Regions from separate parts of the Homo sapiens genome. Here all the other regions are linked to region 1. The links are chromatin contacts, found by Hi-C or POLR2A ChIA-PET in ENCODE. All regions are on one chromosome and are shown on one strand. Each heading gives the region's core, a stretch centred on a gene start or an enhancer-like site at or near the end of the contact. The rest is flanking DNA. Distances are from core to core; before and after follow the strand shown. Region 1 holds the start of COMMD10 (COMM domain containing 10). Region 2 overlaps PGGT1B (protein geranylgeranyltransferase type I subunit beta). Region 3 has its middle 84 kb from the start of FEM1C.

The links. Hi-C counts contacts between places; a loop is a spot of excess contacts on that map. ChIA-PET counts read pairs that join two places held with the same protein, here RNA polymerase II (POLR2A). Pooled maps may share reads with other maps.
Region 2: a map with no recorded cell type shows a loop between it and region 1 (9-fold over the local background). The contact joins the enhancer-like site here to the promoter of COMMD10 in region 1. A Hi-C loop is called at or near these places in 4 of 37 single-sample maps with no recorded cell type and 4 of 50 pooled maps.
Region 3: a loop to region 1 is called in a pooled map, with 5 times the contacts of the local background. The contact joins the enhancer-like site here to the promoter of COMMD10 in region 1. A Hi-C loop is called at or near these places in 2 of 37 single-sample maps with no recorded cell type and 7 of 50 pooled maps. POLR2A ChIA-PET finds 5 or more read pairs at or near these places in 1 of 52 experiments (CD4-positive, alpha-beta memory T cell).

What each region holds. Positions count from the first base shown.
Region 1 is chr5:116,083,558-116,086,430 of GRCh38, forward strand. It overlaps COMMD10 (COMM domain containing 10), which reads left to right and starts at 1,468. Exons shown (of 7, transcript NM_016144.4): 1 at 1,468-1,536. The coding sequence starts at 1,496. RefSeq lists enhancers at 1,262-1,421, 1,715-2,009.
Region 2 is chr5:115,208,040-115,210,912 of GRCh38, forward strand. PGGT1B (protein geranylgeranyltransferase type I subunit beta) reads right to left here. Exons shown (of 9, transcript NM_005023.4): 9 at 1-2,873. Among named protein-coding and RNA genes, the nearest start is that of TRIM36, 40 kb to the left of the region's middle. RefSeq lists a silencer at 1,220-1,329. Within about 2 kb of position 1,397, at least 6 of the 41 ENCODE cell types and tissues checked have a DNase peak (open chromatin) inside an H3K27ac peak, as active enhancers do.
Region 3 is chr5:115,459,070-115,461,942 of GRCh38, forward strand. No RefSeq gene overlaps it. Among named protein-coding and RNA genes, the nearest start is that of FEM1C, 84 kb to the right of the region's middle. RefSeq lists an enhancer at 1,233-2,432. Within about 2 kb of position 1,487, at least 12 of the 41 ENCODE cell types and tissues checked have a DNase peak (open chromatin) inside an H3K27ac peak, as active enhancers do.

The sequences.
Region 1 (2,873 bases), core at 218-2,717:
TAAGTAAAACATAATTAGGAAGGAAAATTAAATTCAATTTTTTGGCAGCTCTTGAATATTCTACTGCTGAAACGTAACTAATCCATCCACTATCTTTTAATTCACCAATGCCTTTTTAGTACCACAGGATTTTACTGCTTTCTATAGATTATTGCAGTAGTTTCCAGGTAGCTCTCCTGCTTACCTCTTTCCATTTCAATCATCATTCTGCTGACAGCAACCTTCAAAAATCCAACTCCCACTGCAAAATTTCTTTGGTTCAAAACATTTAATGGATAGAAAAAACATTTAATGCTTACCCATTTCTCACCAGATTAAGTGCACATGCCACAACCAGTCATTAAAGGCTTTTTCTAGTCTAAATTCCTGTTCTTCAAACGTCAAACCGCCCTTCTACTCTACTGACCTGAAACACACAGCCTCACCCTCCACATCTCTGCAGACCCACCGCATTTGCCACCTGCCCTAGGGAGCTTTTCCTGATCTTACCTCGGATGCCTTTCACTGCTCCCACATCTGAATTCCTTTAACTCACTCCATGTTTTTCTCAAAGGCAGACCAAGGTATTTATGCAAACATGGTGTCTCCCTAGTCTTGGGTGAGGTCTTTGACATCACTCACTGCAGCGATTCATCTCCCCTACTCTGCACTGTCAGACTCTAAAGAAGGGTGCAACAAATACTTGTCCATTTAGACTGCCGGCAAACCCTGAGGGCAGGAATTTTGGCCTTTTGTATCTCCAGTGCCTAGAACAGTGCTTGGTACACAGTAGGCACTCATTCATTGAACGTTGCTGAAGGAATTGAACGTACATACTACAAGCCCTGCAGATGCAGATACAGGAGGGGTTGACGGCACAGTGCTTAGGGTGGAACTGGAGGCACCACCTCTCCTGAGGGGTGATGCGCCGCTTCCTGGGCAGGCTCGGGGGAGCTCGCTCAAATGCCTGCCTCTCTGTAGCCCAAACGCTGGAAAAAAAAATACTCACAAATCACCTATCCAAGTATGTACACACAGGCTCACTTAAACCCGCCCTATTAAAAAAATATACACACGCACACACCATTTATCCAAGTATGTATACACGGGCTTGCTTAAACCTGCCCTATTAAAAATAATAATGTATATATTTATGCACGAACATACACACATATATCTATACAGGTCTGTACATAGACTTGCTTAAACCTGCCCTATTAAATACAGACACACACCCCTATCCAGGTATGTACATACATATATAATATATAAATATAAAGACATATATATGCACAGACTTAACTCCAACACGATTGGAGTGTCGGGAGGGCAACTGGGCTGCCCTCTCCGCCCTCCAGGACTGCGGGACAAGTCTCCCGGCGCCCGGGTCGCAGGAGACCCGGAGCCCTAAAACGGCCCCTGCGCGGCTTGGGCCTTCCGGCTTTCCGTCCGCCGCGGCCGCCATTGGCTGGGTTCGGCGCAGCTAACAGACGGCGGCAGTGCGAGAAAGCCGAAGATGGCGGTCCCCGCGGCGCTGATCCTACGGGAGAGCCCCAGGTAGCTGATCCGTTAAGCTCTTGCGGTAGCCGCGCCCAGGAAGGCCCAGATCGGGCTCGCACAAGGCTGTCCTTGCTGCCTGCCGCCTGGGCGCCGCGGCGGGCCCGGTTGAGTGGGGTGGGGTGGGGTGGGCTGCCGAGGTTGCGACGCTGCGTCTGCGGAGTGCGTGGGGCCGTGTAGCGCCTCTACAGTCACGGTGGTCCACCTGTGGGGCTCACAGTGCGCCTGGCAGCTGAGGTCTGTACGGAAGCGTGTGGTCTGCAAGCGTGGGGTCTGCGTCACTGTTCGCGGAGTTTGGTATCAGAAGTTCCCGGGTGCTGCCTTCAGTGCTGCCGAATCACGTGGAACGGTATTCCGTTTCCGATTTCAGTTCCGGTTCAGACACTCTGGTGGGAAAGGCTCACGCTGCTGCTGGAGGGTCTTTAATAGCCAACATGTGTTAATACCCCTTTTAAATCAGTATCGAATAGGGGACCGAATTTTTGGTTGGTAGAAGAATCTAGCCTGGCTTTGGTAGCATTTGCTTTTATTTGCATTTTAAACAGATTTTTAGTTAATTTCTACTTATGGTAGATAAAGTTGGTTGTCCATGGTAGTGATATAAAGCTCCCCTTTAACATTATTTAAGTAAAAAAAGACTCAATTTGTGAAAAAATAAGCAATAGTGCAGGTAGCGTGTGGATACAGAAAAAGTACTGAAGTATATAGGCAAAATAGTGTTCGGAAGTAATTTCTTTGTGCTTGGATTGGGTAGAAATCTTTCAGAAGAAAAGAGTTATTTTAAAGTTTTTCCTTCTTTCTGGATTCCTTTTGTTACCAGTGGAGGGTGTCCAGGTTCTTGGCGTCTTGAACAAAGAACTGGAGAAGACGCACAAAGAAAGCGAGGAAAGAATGAAGAAGACATTTATTGAAAATGAAACTACCCTCCACAGTGTGGGAGCTGCTTGAGCATAGGGGCTGAAGGGCCCCTACAGAATTTTTGGGAATTTAAATACCCTCTAGAGGATTCCATTGGTTACTTGGTGTACTCCCTATGTAAATGAAGAGGATGAAGTAAAGTTACAAAGTCATTTTCTCCGCCTATGCCATATGGAGAGGACATTTCTTGTCATAGCTGAAGTGGGAATCAGCTTTATGTTCCCAGCCTCCTGACCCTATTTTCCTGCCTCACTTTGGTTCTGATCGCCAGTTTCTTTCCTCATACCAGTGTCTTGGGGAACACCGCTACATCAGTAAACTGTATCCAATATGGTGCAGTATAGAATTGTTCTCATCACATCATTTAAAGTTGATTATTACAGGAAAGGTGCTGTGGCTCATGCCTGTAATTCCAGCAC
Region 2 (2,873 bases), core at 147-2,646, 880 kb before region 1:
GAACTACCCTTGCATTCTTACAATAAACCCAACTTAGTCATGATTACCTTTTGAAAGTGCTGTTGGATTGTTTGCTAATGTTATCATTAAAACTTTTTATTAATATTCATGAGATTGCTCTATATTTTCTTTTTGGTACCATCTTTGTCAGGTTTTTGAATCAATGCTATTACATTCATTTTATAAAATGAATTCAGGAGTTTTTCTTTATTTGTTTTTTTTCTTTTTTTGGCACTTTGAGGTTCAAGATTCTTTTCCTAGTCTCTGCAATTGTTTAAGCAAGAATGGGATTATTTAATCTTAAAAGGTTTGGTAGAAATCCCCTTGAAACAATCTGGGCTTGATGCTTCTTTTGGTAAGGGGTACTTTTAACTATTTGTTTCTTCTACGGTAATTGGTTTGTTGTGACTTTATCTACCTAGAGTAAATTTTGGCAATTTGCATTTTTCTCAAAATAGTTTTTGAATTTATTGTGTAAAATTGCTCAAAATAGTCAATTTAAACAAATTTCCTGTTTTACTATTTCCCCCTTGTCATTTAAATTTTTGTATTTGTGCTTCCTCCTTTTTTTCTTAAATAGGTTAGCTGGTAGTTTATCTGACTCAACTCCCCGCACTACCCATCACCAACTTGGATTTATTATTGCCTCTATTGTTTTGGTTTTCTACTAGTAATTCTTTTTTGCTTTTATTAATTCCTTCCTTCTGCTTTATTTTGCTTTTTACTCCAAGTGTTTGGTACTTGGTTAATTTTCCCCTTTTCCTACTTTTATTGATAACTGTACTAATTAATATAAATTTCCTGTCATATTTGCATTTTATTTTTTGGCAAATATTAGGTTTTTATCTGTCTTGTGGTCATGTCCTTCCGGTGTGCTTTCATTGTCTGTGAGGATGTTGATCTATTTATTCTCTTATTTCTTATACTAACTTTGACTGGAGTTGGACTGTAATCCTGGCTCACTTACTCTTTTTTTCCCCTTAACTGAAATGAGTTTTTCTGTACTTTTAGGAGGAAGGAGTGGCTCTAGGATGACTTCACAGCCTTAGAGCTCCCATTTTCACAGTGATTTAAAAGAATATATATATATATGAAAATACACATATATAATGTCTCTGTGTCTTGGCCTTTCTTCCCAATACTTATCTAGATCTTCTTTCCTTTGTCCTATTTTACCCATCCTGCCCATTTGGATTCTAATTCTAGAAGTTTGTCCTCAGTGCTGGGCTTTGTCTCATAAGCTTCAAGAGGTACACAGCGTAAAACCCAGACAGCTCTAATGCAATCAGCAGACCTTATCATATTGCTTTAACATTCATCTGCAAATGAGATTCTGTAGTCACTTCCCAGTTTCAGTGTCTGTTCTTAGATTGGCCCGCTGCACTTTGTAGTTGAGAAACTGTGGGCAGTGTTGTAGTTCTCCAATTTGCAGAGCTGTCAGAAACCAGCTGCCTTCCTTCTACTTCCTCCCACAGATACTGAAACTATGTGGTTCAGTGGTTTGTCCTCACTTAGTTGTATTTTGAAGTTCATAGAGATACCTTGTCATCTAGCGTTGTAATAGTGTCTGTGGCTATCCTAGTTGCTCTGTATTCTTATGGGGAGATTAGAAAACAACACTGTTGTCATCATTTTCCCTGAGGTTAAACTGTTAAGACCTCTTTCTGTTGTAGAAGAGAGGTTTTAATTACAAAAATAATTTTATGATCATTATAAAGAACCTATAATTTGAAATTTGCTGTATTCCAGGTACTATCCTAAGTGCTTTATCTGTATTATCTCATTTAATCCTAAACCCTGTGTGTTAGGTTTTACCCTTATTTTATCCACGGCAGAGTTAGGGTCCAAGATCATGCTGCTGAACTGGCAAATCTGGGATTTAAACCCAGGTCATCTGATTCCAGAGCACCTCCTCATTAACTGTCTCTCAAAAATGATCAGGTCCAACAGTTTTCAAATTATATACCACTGTCAGCAAGATTTCTATATGAATTTAGATTAAATATAAATAACTAAAGATCTAATAACACATATATATTATAGATCAAATCTAAAAACACTGAAATGATAAACAGGTTAAATTAGGCCATATGATCTGATTAATCTCATTTGTACACAGATGCTCAAAATAAAGCTCCTCCTCCTACCTTCTAAAAAAAAAATGCCACAAAATTAGGGGGCGGGAAGGAGACAAGTATAGAGTAGGTAACAGAGCTTTTTGAGATTTCGGACTTCGTATTTTCCCTCATTACATCGCTCCTGTTAAGGAATAAAGTGTATATGTGAAATATTGCTTATAATTTATTTAATCGATAAATGCTTTTCTTGTAAATAACTATTTAGAAAAGTTAGAAATAGTTTCTCCACAATTCACACTGGGCTGCTATTTTCTGGTCAATTCAGTTGCTGTGGAATGTGAACATTTACTAGTCCATAAAGTTTCACAAGAAAGTCTCCCACAAGTGTATCAATTAGAAGCATACTAAAATTTATAATCTTATGGTATTAAATTATCAGGAGTTAGAAAATATTTAGCCTTATGAAATACTTTTAGATTGGAATTTTTCTCTAACATTTATGAATAAAATCACTGTTACTACCTTTATTGCCTTCTAACCTTTCTTGGTGATACAGAAAAAACAATTTGGGCTTTTTATATAGTCCTAAAGCCATTATATATATGCTACTTTAACTTCCAATGTCTAAGAGATGACTTAGTTTGAGATATGGATGTCTTAATCTGCCAGGATTTAAATAGTAGCAACTGGAATAACCCATAGACGGATAACATCTGTTATTAAGCTTACTTTTTCCCCCACCATCAGAAGATTTATTTTATTTCTAATTAAAAAACATACAGTTGGCAAACTCAG
Region 3 (2,873 bases), core at 237-2,736, 620 kb before region 1:
ATGGATCAGAGATGGGCTAGTAAATGAAAGAAGTCAAGCATGATTCCCAGGGCTTGGGCTTGATCACCTGAGTAAATCATGATGCCATTTACCAACAGGAGAAAGACATGGGAAGTGGGAAGACAGGGATGAGCTGGGAGGGCAAAAATCAAGAGTTCTGTCATGAATACAGAAGAACAGTCTGTGCTGGAATTATAAATCCAGGAATCATCAGCATATAGACATTATTTAAATGAGAAAGACGGAATGAGATCACTCAGGAAATCATGTAGAGAAAAGAAGTGGGGGCACTCATACTACTTCACCAACAATTTCTCCACTCTGTCCAACCCGGTCCTCTTGGGTTCTGAGCAAATAGGGGTTCTCTCACCCCTGGACTTCTTTCTTGTGCCATTCTCATTGCCTGCAATGCCTTCCTCCCTTTTCCTAGTATCCCTGAATGCTCATTCTTTAAGGATCAGCTCAAATCTACCCTCTCCAGGAATCATGGGCCTTGTTTAGCCCCACTGCCAATGTCGGCCTCCTTGCTTCCCGTAACTTTGTTTATTCACTGCACATTTGGCATTTGTAAGTCAATGTCTTCTGCTCTGTGTATATGTCATATTTCTCCCAATTAGAGTATAAGCTCAGAGAAGGCAGTCTGGATGCCTTTACACTCCCCAGTATTTGGCAGGTTTTCCAGAAAAGAGTTAAAACAAACATCTGTTGATCAATGACCACATTCACTCTTATCTTCTCTTGCTACTTTTGTGCCAGTGGTTGAGAATTAATCTCAAATTCTGAGCAGCTCAGCAAGGGTGTTTCAATCAATTTCTTGAAAATAAGGCAGCAATTGTCAAATGCTTTAAGACACTTATGGCAAATAAATGCTTGTGGCAAATAAAAAGAATATGACTCACTTCATATTGAAAAGAACCAGATGAAAGTAGTTTCCCACAGAGGAAAGTCATAGAATTAAAATGAATGTCTATGAACCACTTCAACTATTTTTGCATCTACCCCTGAATAATATTCCACTTAACTGGAACATATCTCAGTGTGTTTGTGCCCATTTAACACTCCCTGTCTTCCCAACCCAGCATCTGTAACTTACAGCCTGTAGTCATTCCAAAATGCTTCCACGTGGCTAACCTGGGTTGCCAAGCCCCATCTGGCTCAATTAGCACTGGAGATTCTGGAGAGCCCCAAATTATCATTCTTTTCTGGTTGTACTACCAAAGACCTTCCCATCCTATCTCTTCCTCAAACTCCCTAAGTTCCATAGTTGTATTTGTTCCAATTTTGAATCCCAATAGTCCCCAGCTGTTTTAGATGCCCCGCCTCCCCACCCCCATCTGGGCTCTCCTGGCTGGGCTTCCCATGACAGTATTCTCCAATTAGGCAAATCACCCTTCAATCCCCAAATTTTCTTTAAAGCTGTAGCAAGTACACCCACAGTCGTGACAATACTGAATAAAATGGAATAGGTCTGATTCACTTTCCCAAAGCTGACTTTTGCTGCTGATTGACTCATATCTGTTTACCAGAGGTCATTTGATTTCCTCCTTTTGACTCATGCTCAACTTCAAAACTGATATAACTTGAGTGTGCCACTCGAATGTGACCTTCCTTTTTGCCTGCAGAACCTCCAGCTCCACTCAGCTCCTGGGGCTCAGCCAGCAGAGCTGTGCAGTGGAAAGGAATCCACCTTGGAACAGGATCCCTGGCTTTACCACTTCAATTGCTGAGTGATCTCCAGCTAGTTAGTTTCAGCCTATTTCCTCATGTGAAAAATTGAGGTAAAAATACTTGGAAATATTGTTGTAAAGGTTAAGTAACGTAAGAAAAATGCCTGGAACCATGTCTTCCACCAAAGTAGGTAGGGGCTCAACAAATATTGAATTGATTCATATGACATTGCCATTTATATAGGTCAAAAATGGCCAAATATTGACAATTTCATATGGTTCAACCTGCCATCAGCCTATTACTCAAGCACCTAAGAAATCAGTGTCCAATTGGTTGGAGTATTGGGTACAAACAAGGTAGAACCTTAGAGGTAGAACCCCAGTGTTGACTTTTATTTACATTATCAAAGAATCAAGGAAGGCCAGCACCCTACTATGCACTTTAAATTCTGGAAGATTTTCTTCACTCTTAGCTAGTTAAACAAAGCCGATTTAAGAGACAGGATAAAATTGTGGTTTAGAGCCTAGACTCTGGGGAGAGATTGTCTGGGATTAAATTCCAGCTCTGCTACTGACGAGCATTGTGAAACTGAGCAAGTTTGTTAATCAACCTGGGTCTCAGTTTTGTTCCCCGTGACATAGGATATTACAGGGTGTTGTGCAGATGAAATAAGTTAAAACATGTAACATTCTTAGAATCTGGAAGTGTTAACGATCATTATCTTGATTTAAAATAGGTGGTTTGGCCTGACTAGTTAGTGAAATCTCTTTCACAACAAAGCACCCATTGGGTAGAAATCAGAACTCCAGCAATGGAGAATCAGCCTCCCCTTGTTGATCAGTCCCAGTTTAGCAGCTGGGATACTCCTTGGGAAGCTCAAAGATGGTAGGTGTCACCACCCATGATAGCTCAGTGAGAATCCACCCAGCCAGTGATGAGTGCTTCAAGGGTGGGGCAGAGAATATCACACAGTCATTTGGAGCAGTGGTGATTCATGCACACCCTGAAAACCTCAACAGAAAAGAGATGGTAGCAGATGAAAAGGAAGAGGGATACAATTTCCACAACCAAGAAGAAACAGACACTGCTCATTCTGGTGAGAAATGAGAGCATAATTTGAATTCAGCATTTATTTAGAAAATCAGATTAATGAGGACAAAGACATCATAAGGAAAATAATGATAAAGACCTCTAGGCTTTCCCAC